2 separate regions of the Mus musculus genome follow, and region 2 is linked to region 1. A link is a loop called in an ENCODE intact Hi-C map of the cell type or tissue named here. Cell type or tissue: left cerebral cortex. All regions are shown on one strand.

Evidence for each region. Hi-C counts contacts between places; a loop is a spot of excess contacts. Peaks named below come from ENCODE experiments on the same cell type or tissue, not always from the same donor. Only the 100,000 strongest peaks of a DNase experiment are listed, where the experiment ranks them.
Region 2: it touches region 1 in a loop (2.6-fold over the local background); 25 of 42 quality-filtered maps call a loop at or near these places.

What each region holds. Positions count from the first base shown.
Region 1 is chr3:152,966,956-152,974,955 of GRCm38, forward strand. All of the region lies in intron 2 of St6galnac5 (ST6 (alpha-N-acetyl-neuraminyl-2,3-beta-galactosyl-1,3)-N-acetylgalactosaminide alpha-2,6-sialyltransferase 5), which reads right to left. The region is part of intron 2 of Gm46830 (a long non-coding RNA gene); the gene reads left to right. Among named protein-coding and RNA genes, the nearest start is that of St6galnac5, 11 kb to the right of the region's middle. In left cerebral cortex, a CTCF peak has its summit at 3,044; DNase peaks (open chromatin) are centred at 224, 3,108 and 4,629; H3K27ac peaks cover 980 bases.
Region 2 is chr3:152,780,384-152,788,383 of GRCm38, forward strand. It overlaps Pigk (phosphatidylinositol glycan anchor biosynthesis, class K), which reads left to right. Exons shown (of 11, transcript NM_025662.5): 11 at 5,013-8,000. The coding sequence ends at 5,129. It also overlaps the pseudogene Rpl29-ps1. Among named protein-coding and RNA genes, the nearest start is that of Gm40181, 28 kb to the left of the region's middle. In left cerebral cortex, a CTCF peak has its summit at 3,561 (motif pointing right); a DNase peak (open chromatin) is centred at 3,576.

The sequences.
Region 1 (8,000 bases):
ACTTCAACAGAAATGTCAATGCTCGGTTTCATAGCAGCCCAGACTACCTGGACTGTATTTTAGTTTTACGCTGTTGAATGAATTAAGTCATCCCATCCGTCGAAGAATCAGTGAGCACCATCTACGCACATTGTGATAGGTATGAAGACTTCCATAAGGAAGCGTACTAAAATACCAAGGGTAATTATGTTTTAGTGAGAAATTCATGAGTAAGGCTTAGTTTTTCTTTACCTCTGTCACGTTGCCACGCACACCCACATATACTATAGGGAAAAGACTGATGTTCATTTTTTTTTTCAAAGTAAGCAACCTGGTTCTTTTTCCTGGTGTATGGCTTCCAACAGAAGGGACTCTGTGTGCTGTACTGTGGTCTACAAGAAAGGTCTGGGTGAACTGCTGTTGAGCTTGTGTGTCCATAGGTTGGCATAGAAACCTAGGAAATGCATAGAGGAACGCCTGGCTGCTCTCCACCCTTGAGACCTTCCAGAGGTCTCACTGTTTTGTGGATTCACTAAGAAAAGCCCTTTAGGGCCCATAGAGATGACTTAGCTGTTAATAGCACTGGCTTCTCTTCCAAAGGACCCACCCAGGTTTGGTTTCTAGCACCCACATGGCAGTTCCCAACTGTCTGTTAACTCCAGTCCTAACTCCAGCCCAACACCCTCTTCTCCCTTCCATAGGACCAGGCATACATATGGTGCACAGACATATACGCAGGCAAAACATCCATACCAAGGAAGGAAGTAAATAACTAAAACGTCCTTTACACTGGACAAAGTGACGCACATTTCCCATCTCTGCACTCTAAGAGTAGATACAGGGGTTGCAAGTTCAGGGCTAGCCTAGGCTAACTAATGAGACTTTGTCTCTAAAAGCAAAAGGAAAGAAGAGGAAAGTAGGTCATGTACAAGAGCGCAGGTAAGTGTCTGGGTAGCACACAGAGCCCGTCTCCATAGTTACAAATGGCCTTTGACTAGCAGATCAGTCAATGCTGAGGTTGTCATCCCCCAGGGGTTTGGGGCTCACTGTAGACCACAGTCACTCTGGGGCCTGGTCACTCTCGGATCCTTTAGCTTATTGATATTCTATTCGCAAACAGGCTATTGGTTCATATGCAATGATGTAATGATGTAATATGTAATAACAGAAAGCTCCTGATCCCTCACAGATCATTCAGTGTCTACCCAAGACAGCCTGACTGAGCTTTCTAGAGCCCGATGAAGAGTTCCGAAGGACTGCAGAGCCTCTGCTCACAGGGAAGGAGCTGGCACTCTTCTTCCCTCTGGTCTTTATTTTGGGTCCCTGTACCTAATTATAGTAACCTTGCCAGTGCCATCGGTTAAGAGTTAGGGACTTTCAGAGGGGATAGGCCATATGAACTCCGCCTGCTATGGTTTGAATATCAAACGTTCCCCGCAGGCTTGCTCTACCTTTGGATGTTGGTCACCGGGCTTGAGATCTACATCCCTGCCCCATTTTCTGTCAGCTTTCTGCTTCCCAATTCCGCTGAGGTGTGGGGGAGGCCAGGAATAGCAGACCAGGCTCCTTCCCTCTCCAGCGGAGCTTCCTGCTGCCATCTTCCCTGCCACGATGATCCATGTCCCCTCTTCCTCTTCAAAGTGTTATGTCAGATTATTTGATCACCGTGATGACAAAAGCGACCACTGTGCCCCTTAAGGTACTGGATGCTGATAGCAGAGCCAGAAGTGCCCCACAGGTCTATACAGTAGAGTTGTATCTGCCCTTCTAGCAGAGCCATAAATGCTTCATACCCAACAGGTCTATACAGTAGAGTTGTACCACACCTTCTCTGCTCAGCCTTGGGAGGACTCACCTCTCGTTCATCCCCTTTGGGGATGTAGCTTTCACCAGACACCCAATGACCATCTTAGATTCCTCCCTGCACAGCTGTGAGGAATGTCTGCTCTTTATAAGTATTCCTATGATCCAGGACTCTATTATAAGAGCACAAACGAGGCACCATCGCCTGCCATTGCTGTAGACTCACTGGGACAAGGTACCGTGCTTGCCTACGTTGTCCTTCTCTGACATCGATGTCTGAACTTTGGACTTAGGAATTCATCACGTGGTGAGCCTACATCAAAACCCACCCATGTCTGGGGCAGGAGTATGACTCCTCAGTGTCTGGGGCAGGAGCATGACTCCTTGGGGTCTGGGGCAGGAGCATGACTCCTCGGTGTCCATCTGTGGCAAGTGTAGGTAGCACCAGGGCTGAGCTTCTCTCAGCGTGGCTGTTGCTGAAGCAGATAGGATGGGAGTTCCCACGAGTTCCCACAATCCTCATCTGCCTTCCTGCAGCCTAGAACACACACAGACCATTACCACTTTTTGTGCATTCCTTGTTCAAAACTTGTACAAGTTGAATAAAACTGAAGAGAATGGGTTTTATGACTTTTGGTGTGGAGTGGGAGTTGCAGGTAACTCAAGACACCTTGCATATGTCCCCGAAGCCGCCTGGCAGGTGCAAATTGCTGAATAACTCCAAATATGGGCCCCATAAACCTGCCGTTCATTTAGATGTACAGTATGTGTTTGTGTTTCCAATCAAATAAATGCCATTGGATGAATTAAGACCAAGGCTTCCTCTTGACAATTTTTTTGTTACTTTATGGCCAATTTCTCTCTGATGAAACTAGAATAGAACCTTCCCTTTCCTCAGATGTCGTTAACAAAGGTGATTTCAAAGAATGGTAATTGTTCTCTCTATAGCTAAATGGGAAATGAGAGGCAGGAAAACCACCCTTTACCTTACTCTATGAAAAGCCCGTGCCTGGTAAGTCTGCCACCCCACAGAGAAGCGAAACACTATAAAGTCCCCAGAGTCCCTTCACTCCAGGTCCCACCGATTCTGCTGCAGGCGGGGAGCTTAATTCTCATTGTCACCAGCATGCATTATGCTGTCTCTGCAGACAGCCCGCTTCAGCCCTAACCATAACATCACGGCTTCCTGTTTTGCTCAAGTCGGCATGAGGCATTAAGATACACAGAAAGGTTCAAAATTAGACAAAGTTGAGCTGCCATCTGGGATCATCTGAGACTCTTTCGGCAGCCATTGAGAGGCAGTCTTGAACCACGAACCTTCTACAGTTGAAGAAGCTGTATTCCGACTGTCTGAGCATTCTAGGTGGCAAGCTCAGAATCTTCACGCAGGCAGAAACCCTAGCTGTCTTGATCCCCTGGCTGCCAATGTCACCGACGCTGCCCGTAGCACTAGCGTGCTGCTGTGAGCAGCAGGCTCTCTGCCCTGTAACCAAGAGCTACTCTAATCACTATACCAATGCCAGAACGACCTAGCTGAAACACACATCTGAGGTAGTTGCTTCTCTACCTCACAGTGATTTCGGGATAAATCCAAGCTCTGCAGCATGTTCACTGTCCTATCCAATCCTCCAGTTACTTGATATATGTTTCTCTGCCTTTCCCTGTGGATGTGAGTCTCAGAGTTGGGGGGGTCATGCTTTATCTCTTGTCTGCTGCCTCCTGATCCCAACACACAATGTTAGGTACAAGGTAGGCACATGCATATAGCAGACTAAGGAACAAGTGCATGTTGTTTAACATCTCTGCAGGCTAACTTAAGCCTAGAAGTTACATAGCTCACTACAAAGAACCTAAACACATCCTCTTGCTTCAACATCTGGTCCACCATTTGGAAGGTCTGTGTTTTCAAAAGATTCAGAAATTAAGCCTGGGTATGTAAAGTCTTTCTTCCCCCATTTATCATTTTTGTCCATTCTCATGATTAATGAGTCTATTAGCCAGGTTTATTCAAATATAACATAATCAAATGCGGCATGATCACAGCTAGACTCAACAAGGATTTACTGAGATTTGATACTTACAAGACACAATATGACTAAATTATGTTTAAGAAGTCGGGCAGACAAGACTGGGAGACAGGTGAAGAAATACCAATGGAAATACTATGTGACAAAAAATGTGCACAGCTACAAAGAATAGCTTGGCACTTGCTAGGCTATATTGCTAATACAGCCAAGCATAGTACAGTAGCATTTCCATCAGCAATGAAGTCCATACACAGGGCTGGCCCATAGGATCATGTGACCAGGATACTGTCTTGTTTGCATAAGTACATGCTGTGTACCAAACAGCAGAATTCTCGGGGTCAGGTGCCCTTGATTTCCCTTACTTCTGCTCTGGGCAGGGCCTGGTGTTTGTCCCATTCCCCTTTCTCTGTAGTACCGACTACATAGTAGGTGCTCATTGTATATGAGATGAGGGGACTGATATGGGCGGTCTAAAGGAATGTCTCCCTCCTTTGCATGCAGGTTTCTGGGGGAACTTTAGAGAGAAAGCCTTGGTCGGGGTCTTAATAATTAAATCTCTGGCAAACTGAAAGAACACTATTTCTTCCCAAAAAAGATGCGTTTTCATTTTAAATATGTGCATGTGCCTGGCGTCAGTATGTGCTCATGTGCACCTGAGTGCAGTTGCCCACAGAGACGGGAAGACAGTGTCATAGCCTCTGGAGCTGGAGTTTACAGGCTGCTGTGAGTCACCTGTGTGGATGTGGAGGCCCAAGCTTGAGTCCTCTGCAAGAGCAGTGCCCGCTTTTCACTTGTGAGTCATCTCCTGCCCATGGAAGGGTAGTTTCTGCAGAAGGAACAGCAGATGTGTGTAGGTGAGCAAGCTGTGCTCCCGGAGTGTGTGGAGCCTGAGCTCAGAGGAGCTGCAGGGGTTGGGGCTGGAGAAGTAGGTCATGGAGCCCCTGTTGGTCTTCCTAAGGGGTGTGAGCTGGATGCTCTAAGAAATGGGCAGGCACTGGAATGGAAGCTTGCAGGGAACATAAGCCAATCTGTAAGTAGAAATGCAATAACACAGGTCGGTCATTTGAGATGTCCCATATGTGCAATTAATTTTCAGAATATGCTTCTTATAAGGAATAATTGTTTAACTCGGCACTTCAGACTGAGAACTCTCAGCATCTGTGTGCTTTTCAGACACCGCAGATAGCTCCATCGTCACAAAGACAGAAAATAATAATAACGAAGTTTCCTTCCCATTCTGAGCTGCAAAAACTGTCAAGGTTAATTTCCTCCCTCGTAGTTTTTAACAGGTTTCTTGTCTGCCTGGAGTAATTCAGAATAGGCGTTCCATCTCAGAGGTCAGGATAGGCTATGGGATTTGCAAAACGACAGTCCTTCAAACTCTTGGTTGGCTGGGTCTCTAGATAGCACCCTCTTTCCTACTGGGGAAAAGGTAATTTCACTGAATGAGTGGTCAGGCTGTAGCATTTCTGCATGTCATTAACTACTATACTCCCTTTGGCCTGATTACTTTGTGTGCTGGCTAGTTTTTTTGTCAACTATACACAAAAGATGAAGAGGGGGACCTCAACTGTGAAATGCCTGCATCAGATGTGTGTGTGTGGGAGGGGCATTTTCTTCATTAATGACTGATGTGGGTGGGCCCAGATCACTGTAGGCAGTGCCACTCTGGGGCAGGTACCCTGGGGTGTATAAGACAGCAATTGGAGTGAGCTGTGCGGACTAGGCCAGTCAGCAGCACTCCTCCATAGCTTTCCTTCTGTGACTGCCTGACTTCCCTGAGTGACTGCCAGGGATCAGGACCATGGAAGCCAAATTAACCCTTTCCCTGTTTTATCATAGCAACAGGAAGCTAACTAGGACAGGAATTTTTATCAGTGAGTGTGGCGGACATGACCATGATGCTCTGGGGGTGATTGTGAAATACTTATAATATTGGGCTAGAAAAGAGAGTGAGTGTTCAGAGGTTAAAGGGCCACTGCTCTGTTGGAGCAGAACTGATAAAAGTGTGCAGAGAAATGCAGGTGATGGAGGCCTGGATTGTGAAGTTTCAGATGGAAGTAATGTCTTATTAATCATGGCTCTGTGTGTGTGTGTGTGTGCTTGTATGTGTGCACACGCACGCGCACGCACACCTGGGTACACGCACGCCTGTGTAGGTGCATATTTGTGTATTATGTGTGTATGAGTATGTTATGATTGTGTGAGTGTGATGTGTGTGGTGTGTGTATGAACATGTGTGTGGTATATATGTGATATGTGTATGACTGTGAGCATATGTGGTATATGTGTGGTGTGTGTGTAATGTGTGTATGAGTGTGGTGTGTGTGTGTGATGTGTGTATGAACACATGTGTGTATGAATGTATGATGTATATGTGTGTGATATATGTATGTGTGTGATGCATATTGTGTGATGTGTCTATGAGTGTGAGCATGTATGTGTGTGACTGTGATGTGTGTGTGAGTGTGACGTGTGTGTGACTAATGTATGAGTGTGAGCATGTGTATGTGTGTGACAGTGATGTGTGTATGAGTGTGAGCTTGTGTGTGTGTGTGTGACTGTGATGTGTATTTGAGTGTGAGCATGAGTTCCGCACAGCACACATAGGAAGTCAGAGATCAGCTTTTAGGAATTGGTCTCCCTCTACCTTTCTACCTTGTTTCGGAGGCAGGATCTCTCCGTTGTTTTTGTCTCTGTATGCGTATGCCAGGCTGGCTGGTCCCAGGACTTTCTGAGTAATTCTCCTGTCTTCTCCCCTTGTTTCCTTTAGACTGTTGGGATTAGAGATGCATGGTACAGGGTTGTATGTGGTTTGGGGGATCAGTTTTTAGGTCTTCAGGCTGTGCTGTAAGCAGGCAGTTTTACCCATAGGCCCCTCCCCAGTTTGCTTCAGTGACTTTTAACAGCCAACTTTACTGAGCTGCAAATTGTTCCAATTACATCAGTGCTATGTGTTCTGTGCCCCCTTTAGAGTAGCTGTGGCCAGCCCAGTCATTGGTAGAAGACTCTTTTCAACTATCTGGAGGCATATTCTCATATTCATTTCAGAATAATGAGATCTTTAAATATTTATTGCTTTCCAATAACTGGGTAGGCCTAGGCTCTTCATTTTAATAAATTCTGTCCAAATAATGACGAGTCACTGCTTAGAAGATATTGGCCCTGAATCCCCTCATGATAATGAAGCTCATATCAGGTTCACATTTTATCCCCAGCTACCACTAGCTGTGACCTTGGGCAAATCACACCACTACTCAGGAATGCCTTTTGATAATTATTTTAAAGTTGCCTGCGTAACTCAAAAATTCTGCATATGTCTTAAGAGACCTGATTAGTATAAGATGGTAGAAGAGAGTTAACCACAGAACTACCAACTGGGGCAGAAAGAAACTGATATTTATGACATAAAACTAGTCTTCATCAATAACCCCAAATGGCCAGGCACTCTTGACAGAGGCTTATGTTAGAAGAAATTAAAACTATTTATATAGACAGTATCTATTTGACAAATATTTATTAAAGAGCCAGCATTATGTTAAAATGGAGAAATATAATGACAGACACAAAGAAAACATCACAGTCTCTGAAAGCCAGGTGCCTAGCTGGGAGGCAGACGATTTTAGACAAGGGACAACAGCAAGCCAGAGTAACTATTTCTGTGAGACTCCAGCTATAAAGACAAAACATGGAGCCCAGATCTAACCTGGTCTACATGGCCGGGAAGACCTGCCTGTGGGTGGGCTGTCTAAGCTGGGAACATGCATCCTGTAGTTTTTATCTGGGAAATTATAGTGATTGGAAGACACAGTAAAAGTATCTGTTTGCCCTATGCCGGCCTAAACACTTAGGACAGAAGCAGTATGTCACAGAGAATCCGAGCATGGTGTATAAATGTCTTCACTGCCACATCCTAGCAATCGCCTAACTAGTTCACTGTTACTTAAGAGATAATCATTTATTGTCTCTCTAAGCTTACAAATATCCACATTTGCTGGAAGAGTGCATGGTATGAAACTTGTTGACCAACACCCGTCTCCCCTTTCCTCTCCTTGCATGGCTACCTTCGCAGGACAGGAATCACGTCAGAGCTGCCCGGCCCAAGGGTTATAGACACGAACCTATCTAACAGGTGTCGCATTTTCATGACAAACCTGATTGAGAGTGTTGCCTGCTGACCAGTGCAATCAC
Region 2 (8,000 bases), 190 kb before region 1:
AGCAGCAGTGGACACACACGGAGAATGTGCTCGGATCACTCCGCCCTCCGCGGTACCCATGTTAAGTAGAAGCTCTGGCTAACCGTTGGCTTGCTGCGAGGATGCCCGTGTGTGCTGTCTGAGACTGGAGTCGAGTCATGGGCGGCACAGCCAGCATCACGTGGGTTTCTGCAGCTCCAAACCCCAGCTCTCCCAGCCCGGAGACTCTTGTATTGCAGTTTTTTCTGTGCATTCCCCTTACACACTCCCTTCCTCAAAATGCCTGTGCATTATACATATACTTTTTAAAACAGATCTTGCCTCAAGTTCATTTGTAACAACATAGGGCACTGGTCATCTGCAAATAGTGTGTAGGCAGGTGTGTCCCAGCAGTCCGTCTGTCTTCACGTTGGCAGCAGCCTTTCCTATGGGGCCTTCACAGGGGCCTGGGCACCTTTGGGAACCTGAGCTGGAGCTGAAGCTGGGCCTTAGCTGGAGCTGTGGCCTCTGCCTTGGATTGAACCTTGGGCTTCAGTTGGCAGAGCCTTTGCGCCTTGGCCATGTAGATTCGAATCCACTTCCCAAGCTTGGGGTGAGCAATAAAAGCCACGCGCTGAGTTTGCGGCTGGGGCATCTTGACATCTTGGGCTTGATGGCCTGAGGCTTCACCAGGGCCTTGATGACCTCTGTGCATGCACTCACTGCCCTTCCATTGTTGGCCTGCATCTTCTCCAGGCCTTTCTTGTTGTGCTTCTTGGCAAAGCACGTGTTCCTCAGGACCTTGGGGTCAACCCCTTAAGAGATTCCGTATCTTTGTGACCGGGGTTTCTTTCTTTCTTTTTTTTTAAATATTTTTATTAGGTATTTTCATCAATTACATTTCCAATGCTATCCCAAAAGTCTCCCATACCCTCCCCCCCCACTCCCCTACCCACCCACTCCCACTTTTTGGCCCTGGCGTTCCCCTGTACTGGGGCATATAAAGTTTGTGTGACCAATGGGCCTCTCTTTCTAGTGATGGCTGACTAGGCCATATTTTGATACATATGCAGCTAGAGACATGAGCTCCAGTGGGGTACTGGTTAGTTCATAATGTTGTTCCACCTATAGGGTTGCAGATCCCTTTAGCTCCTTGGGTACTTTCTTTAGCTCCTCCATTGGGGGCCCTGTGATCCATCTAATAACTGACTGTGAACATCCACTTCTGTGTTTGCTAGGCCCCGGCATTGTCTCACAAGAGACAGCTATATCTGGGTTCTTTCAGCAAAATCTTGCTAGTGTATGCAATGGTGTCAGCGTTTGGAGGTTGATTATGGGATGGATCGCCGGATATGGCAGTCTCTAGATGGTCCATCCTTTTGTCTCAGCTCAAAACTTTGTCTCTGTAACTCCTTCCATGGGTGTTTTGTTCCCATTTCTAAGAAGGGGCAAAGTGTCCACACTTTGGTCTTCGTTCTTCTTGAGTTTCATGTGTTTTGCAAATTGTATCTTATATCTCGGGTATACTAAGTTTCTGGGCTAATATCCACTTATCAGTGAGTACATATCATGTGAGTTCTTTTGTGATTGGGTTACCTCACTCAGGATGATGCCCTCCAGGTCCAACCATTTGCCTAGGAATTTCATAAAAGACCGGGGTTTCTTGATGCCATTTTCGGGACTGGTTGTGTGTGGTGTGGTTCTTGGACTTGGCCGTGACTGCCAAGTAACCCGTGGCTCCCGCAGCGCCTGGGACCGGAAGAGCCATATACGTTTTAAAAAGTGCAGATAAATCCGAGTTGAGCAGTGTCCACCTACAATCCTACTTCCTCCAGAGAAGCAGAACTAAGAAATTAGTATATTTCTCGCCTTTAAATACTTTGCTATAGAATACTAAGCTGTATTTCATATTCAATTTGCATATTGTTTTAACTTCCTTATCATGGGATAGGAATCTCTTAAATCACTAAAATTGTTTATAAGCGTGTTGGTCAGCTACATGGCACCGTCAGCTTCTTTTGTTTCCTGATGTTTACTGAGGAGGTGAAACTGGAAATCGTGTGAACGTTTGTCAGCACTTCTGGGTTCCTTTACTATGGCTTCTAGAGGAAGAAGGAACATTTTAAAGACCTAAAACTGAAGTTGACCTTGTTAATTAACATTTGCTAGTTTAATTTTAAAGAGCAAAACATTTGCATACTGTTTTTATGACAGAGAAAGTGAATTAGCCCTTTATAGATTTGTGAGAGCTTTGATCCCCATCTCCTTTATTGATTAGCCCTGTGCCTTGTGACTTGGGGGGAAGCCCCCTGAGCCTAATCCCTTCTTCTGTTACATTTTCCTATTGATTTCCTTTTAAGTTTATTTATATACTCTGTAAAGTGCAGGTATTTCAGGAATTTGTTTCTGTTCTCCACCTTTGCTCTCTTGTTCTCACTCATTGCATTTGGGCTTATAAATCTTTTTACTGTGTGCATTTCCTACATTTTATCCCCTTTGTCCTTTGTGTTTGTATCTAACTTATTTAAAGTTTTAACTATAGAGTGTATTTTTGTGTTTCCAGAGCTGAGTTAAAACAAATCTGACTTTGACACTAATCCAGTGTTAAGAATGTGGAAACAGTACTTCCTTGCCATTGATTTCAGAGAGTTCTAGCATCTGTAAATTCTTTCTTTTACATTCATATAACATCTACTGTAGGAGGTTGCTATAATAATTATATTTTATTAATATTAGTAACCTTTTACTGCACCATTTAAACATCACAGTGTGTGTTAAGAATGTTTGTATTGAAAACTGAGTTCCGTACTACCTGTGCTCTCAGATGTTTGCTGGGGGCTTGGAGCCCTTCTCTCACAGATAAAGGTGAAGGAAGTATAATAAGCTTTTATTGTTGTAACCCATTGACATTTGTGAACTTTAGTAATGGTAAGTTCATGCATGAATAGAGTGTATCTAAGTTACAGCCACCTGCTCCCCATCCTCTTGACTCCTAGCTAACCACACGCTGGTGGCTGCCTTTTCTGTTCTCTATGGCCATCTTTCTGGCTTTGTGCCAGTACCACAATATTAGCTAGCATTATTCTTTTTTTTCCCCTTAAAGCCTTATCCCTCTCTGTAAACTATCATAATTGTTTACCTGACATCTCATGCTATAGGCATCCTTACCTGTCTTATGTTTTTAAATCGCTATTGTAAGTAAAAGAAAAAAAATCTATTCTTTTACTCACATGATTGATGAGTGCTGATTGTGAAAGAGAATATTTCTTTCAAGCATGAGCTCTTCTCAGTAGTTATTACAGATACATTTATATACTTTGTGATATGTATAACAGTTTCAAATGAAAGTTTACTCCCCCACCCCTGCCCAGGAGTTGTAGATTGGCCAGTGAGAACAGAGTGGTATTAATAAAAGCTTTAACAGTAGGTATTTTCATCTCATAAAAGTGAAATGCAAGGTAGGGAAAAATTATAATTAGTGTTCTATCAAAATGGAAGTGCCAGTGGAGGACAGTCATCCATAATTATCTAATTAGATTAACCACACTGTCAGTTTAGCTAGGGTCAAAAGCAGAAGTGGGAGGTGTTTCCTTGTCCAGCAGGGGGCAGCATCTGACTGTCGCTAATGGGTCCCCTTACCTACTGCTGGCAAGGGGACCAGGTACTTCATGCTGAGCCCGGAGAGTGGGAATAAACACTGTGCGGTGTCCGTGAGGCCTCGCCCATCCCAGCAGAGCTCCTGGTGGGGCAGCCAGTCAGTCCCCTCAGGCCTTCGTACGTACACACCACTGTTGAAATTGGAGCCACAGTGGGTCTGTCTGTGTGAGTCTTTATTATGGCTTTAAGAGTCAATACTTTTCTTTCAGCTCAGTGTTTATATTTCATGGCTTTGATGTGTAATAAATCATTCCACAAATTAGTGACTTAAAACCTTTGTTTGTTGGTCATTTGTTGAATGGGTAGTTTTCAGCTTGTAACTGTTACCATCCTGGTTAACATTACAGTAGGTTGACACATGAAGACATAGTAGGCACACACCTCAGTTACAGAACCGTAATGCAGCTATTGAAGACACAGTGAGGTGGGAGAATGGTCTTCCCTAGACGAAGGCACACAGGACACTCAGCTGTGGACTGTGGGTGTGTGGGAGAAGAGGTGTACGCGGACTCTAGACGAAGGCACACAGGACACTCAGCTGTGGACTGTGGGTGTGTGGGAGAAGAGGTGTACGCGGACTCTAGACGAAGGCACACAGGACACTCAGCTGTGGACTGTGGGTGTGTGGGAGAAGAGGTGTACGCGGACTCTAGACGAAGGCACACAGGACACTCAGCTGTGGACTGTGGGTGTGTGGGAGAAGAGGTGTACGTGGACTCTAGACGAAGGCACACAGGACACTCAGCTGGACTCTGACAGGCTTGGAGCTCAGCAGGCTGGTGTGAGATGAGTGGTAAAGGTGACTGATGTGGTAGATAGGAGCATGGAAGGAGGAGCCAGCCTTTTGAGAGTTCAGAGAAAAAGAGTGTTTCTGCCAGAAACAGTCTCGGGCCGGCATCACCCTAGTCAGTGAGTTTTAAAGAAGTAGACCATGGTCAGGGCCACCTCTGTGAAGGGAAAGTACAACCAAGGTTGCTGCTGTGGTCGTAAGCAGCTGTAGTTTGTACTGTGTCCTCACCCTCTAATGAGTGTGGTGTGTGAGTGCTTCCTGTAAGCAGCAGCAGGGCCCTCATCGGGCCAGCGTTCACTAGGGAAGATGAGACATATAAAGCATAAATTAATGGAGAGATAAACTTCGGCAGGGCTCTTCCCTGCCGAGTGACTTGGAGGAAGGAGGCGGTTGGTTGTGCTGTGCCAGGGCAGGCCCCTCTGCGGCACGAGCTTCCTTTACAGGATAGTTATCCCATTTGAAGTCTGCCCCTGTAGCTGTCCCAGTGTGGTGTTCACTGGGCCACGCCCTCTTATAACTCATCCACTAAACGCTCTCCCATCAGCACATACATTATCTATTGCTGCGTTCTCAGCTCTGAGGTGGCCATGTTGTCCTTGTCTTGCAGAAGCCAAAGCCGAGAGACTGGCACCCTCCCGGAGGCTTCATCCTGGGGCTGTGGGCGCTCATCATCATGGTCTTCTTCAAGACCTATGGGATCAAGCATATGAAGTTCATTTTCTAAGACTCAAGGATGTATGAGGAAGAATGAATGGAAGACTGCAGCCTTGGAGCAAAACTTAGGTTTTCATATGTTTTTAAATATGTTGCTTTTGTGTAAATTTGGGAAGAAAATTAGGAAAATTGAATATTAATGAACTTTTGACTTTAAAACATAATATTGTTAATGCACTTGTTTACTGGCCACAGAATATATCTTTCATTGTGTTTGTGTGTTTGAGTTATAGAAAGCAGAGAGCAATGACATTGGAACTTTATGCTTAATTCTTTTTACCCTCCTCTCATTGTAAAAGTGAGTAGTAAAGGTGTTAGTTCCCACTAAAGGAAATTACTTCCGTTCATAGGTTTGTGTGTGCTGTCTTGGTCTGTTTATCTATGGACATATGTTCCCAACCATACAGAATATGCCATCTCTAATCTTTGGTGTTTACAATGCATTATTAACCTTTCTCCGCCCTCGGACATCCTTCAGGATATACTGTGAGCCTGACTTGGATGCACTTGCCTACAGTCCAGGCTGTTCAGGAGGCCGAGTCGATTTTTGAGCCCTGGGGGTGTTGAAGGTCAGCCTGGGCAACAAACAACAACCAACAGAAGAGAGAAACACCACGGAATGCACCGCCCACTCTATGGTGGTCACGTGACAGCTCCTGAGGGACCCTTACCTGTTCCTAGAGTTCCCTTGGGCTCACTCTGGGATAGTAATGCCTCTGGAATTCTGCAGCTTTACTCGCACAGGAAGATGGAGACACAGCTTTACTCGCACAGGAAGATGGAGACACAGCTTTACTCGCACAGGAAGATGGAGACACAGCTTTACTCGCACAGGAAGATGGAGACACAGCTTTACTCGCACAGGAAGATGGAGACACAGCTTTAATTGCACAGGAAGATGGAAACACAGCTTTACTCGCACAGGAAGATGGAGACACAGCTTTACTCGCACAGGAAGATGGAGACACAGCTTTACTCGCACAGGAAGATGGAGACACAGCTTTACTCGCACAGGAAGATGGAGACACAGCTTTACTCGCACAGGAAGATGGAGACACAGCTTTACTCGCACAGGAAGATGGAGACACAGCTTTACTCGCACAGGAAGATGGAGACACAGCTTTACTCGCACAGGAAGATGGAGACACAGCTTTACTCGCACAGGAAGATGGAGACACAGCTTTACTCGCACAGGAAGATGGAGACACAGCTTTACTCGCACAGGAAGATGGAGACACAGCTTTACTCGCACAGGAAGATGGAGACACAGCTTTACTCGCACAGGAAGATGGAGACACAGCTTTACTCGCACAGGAAGATGGAGACACAGCTTTACTCGCACAGGAAGATGGAGACACAGCTTTACTCGCACAGGAAGATGGAGACACAGCTTTACTCGCACAGGAAGATGGAGACACAGCTTTACTCGCACAGGAAGATGGAGACACAGCTTTAATCGCACAGGAAGATGGAGACACAGCTTTGGTAGCTGTTTATCTAGGGAAGTCATGCCTCTGAGAATTTTTAGTGGTAACCCCTCAGAGAAACATGCCCTATTACTTTTTATTTTTAAGCATACTGTGAACTTCTAGAATTGATTGTATCTCTTCAGTTTTTGTCCTGAAAGAGACAGATTGCTGACAGCTGGATCTATGCTGTCCCTGAGGACAGCCCCATAAACTGGATGACATACATGGAGCACACACACTGAAGGCCCCGCCTTCATGTCTGATGGATCAGTAAGACACATCCAATACTGACTCTTCTAGGATGTCAGTCACCTCCACATCTTCCTGCGGTGAAAAGATGGCCAAGCTTGTGTTTTGTGACCATTCTCAGACACTCTTTTCTCTTTCAGACTTTGGCATCAGAGAGCCGTGCTGGGGTGGGCTGTGCCTATAGATTTACTATTCATGTCTGAGGAGAATCTTAGGTGTTTCATCCAAGAATCTATATGTTCATCTGTTTTCTTTACAAATACTGTTTTCTAATTGTAGGTAACAATTAAGAAGTCTTCTAATCCCCTGGCAATAGGCAGATACACCTTGTTTGTGATATTGCTCTTTTGTCAGTCAGGGGCAGAGCACATGGCAGTCCTTGTTCATCCTAGCTTGTTGCCTGCCCTGGTGGCCAAAGTTGTGTCATGCCTAGGACACATAAAAATCAAATCATCAAATCAAATTGAGGCACCTTGGGAGGAAGACAGTAGACAGAGGCCTGTGGACCATGGACCACGTGCCACCCACAGACCTGCTCTCTGATGTATGACACAGGTGGGCTGTATATACCCACCCACTGTGCATAGACAGGATTTCATCCAGGGGCCCACCAGCTTCATGGCAGCCTGCTCTGCAGGAGTCACCACGATGTGTTAGTTAGTATGTGCTAGTCAGGTGGGAGACTCAAGGGTGGAGAGGAGTAGCCTGTGGTTGGTGGCCAATGCTGCCACCTCAGACCATGCTGCCAGTGAGGGCCATGTCTGAGTCTGTGGCTATGCAGAGGCAAGAATAGGTGTCCATATCTGAGGCTCAATGCCACTAGAGAGCAAGGGAAAACCCTGATGGGGCAGCCTCTCGTGACCACGTGGCTGTCCAAGGCTGTGCAGAACAGGACCAACCCTTCACTTGCTGCAGCCCTCTAGAGAGCTGGCCCTTCGCCTTGCCCAGGCAACACTGCGGAGCTTGTCCTGGAAGTAGGTGAGTTGGGCCTCTATGTGAGGGAGAGCTGATCCTGCTACTCCTCTGCCATGAGGTGGCCTGGGCAAAGGGTGTGTGAGTGTGGGAGAGCTGACCCTTCACTTGGCTGTTGTGGGGTGGCTGGGGCACAGAGATGCCTCCCTTGTAGCCTCCACCAGTCAGGAAAGCTGCCTATAGGGTAATAA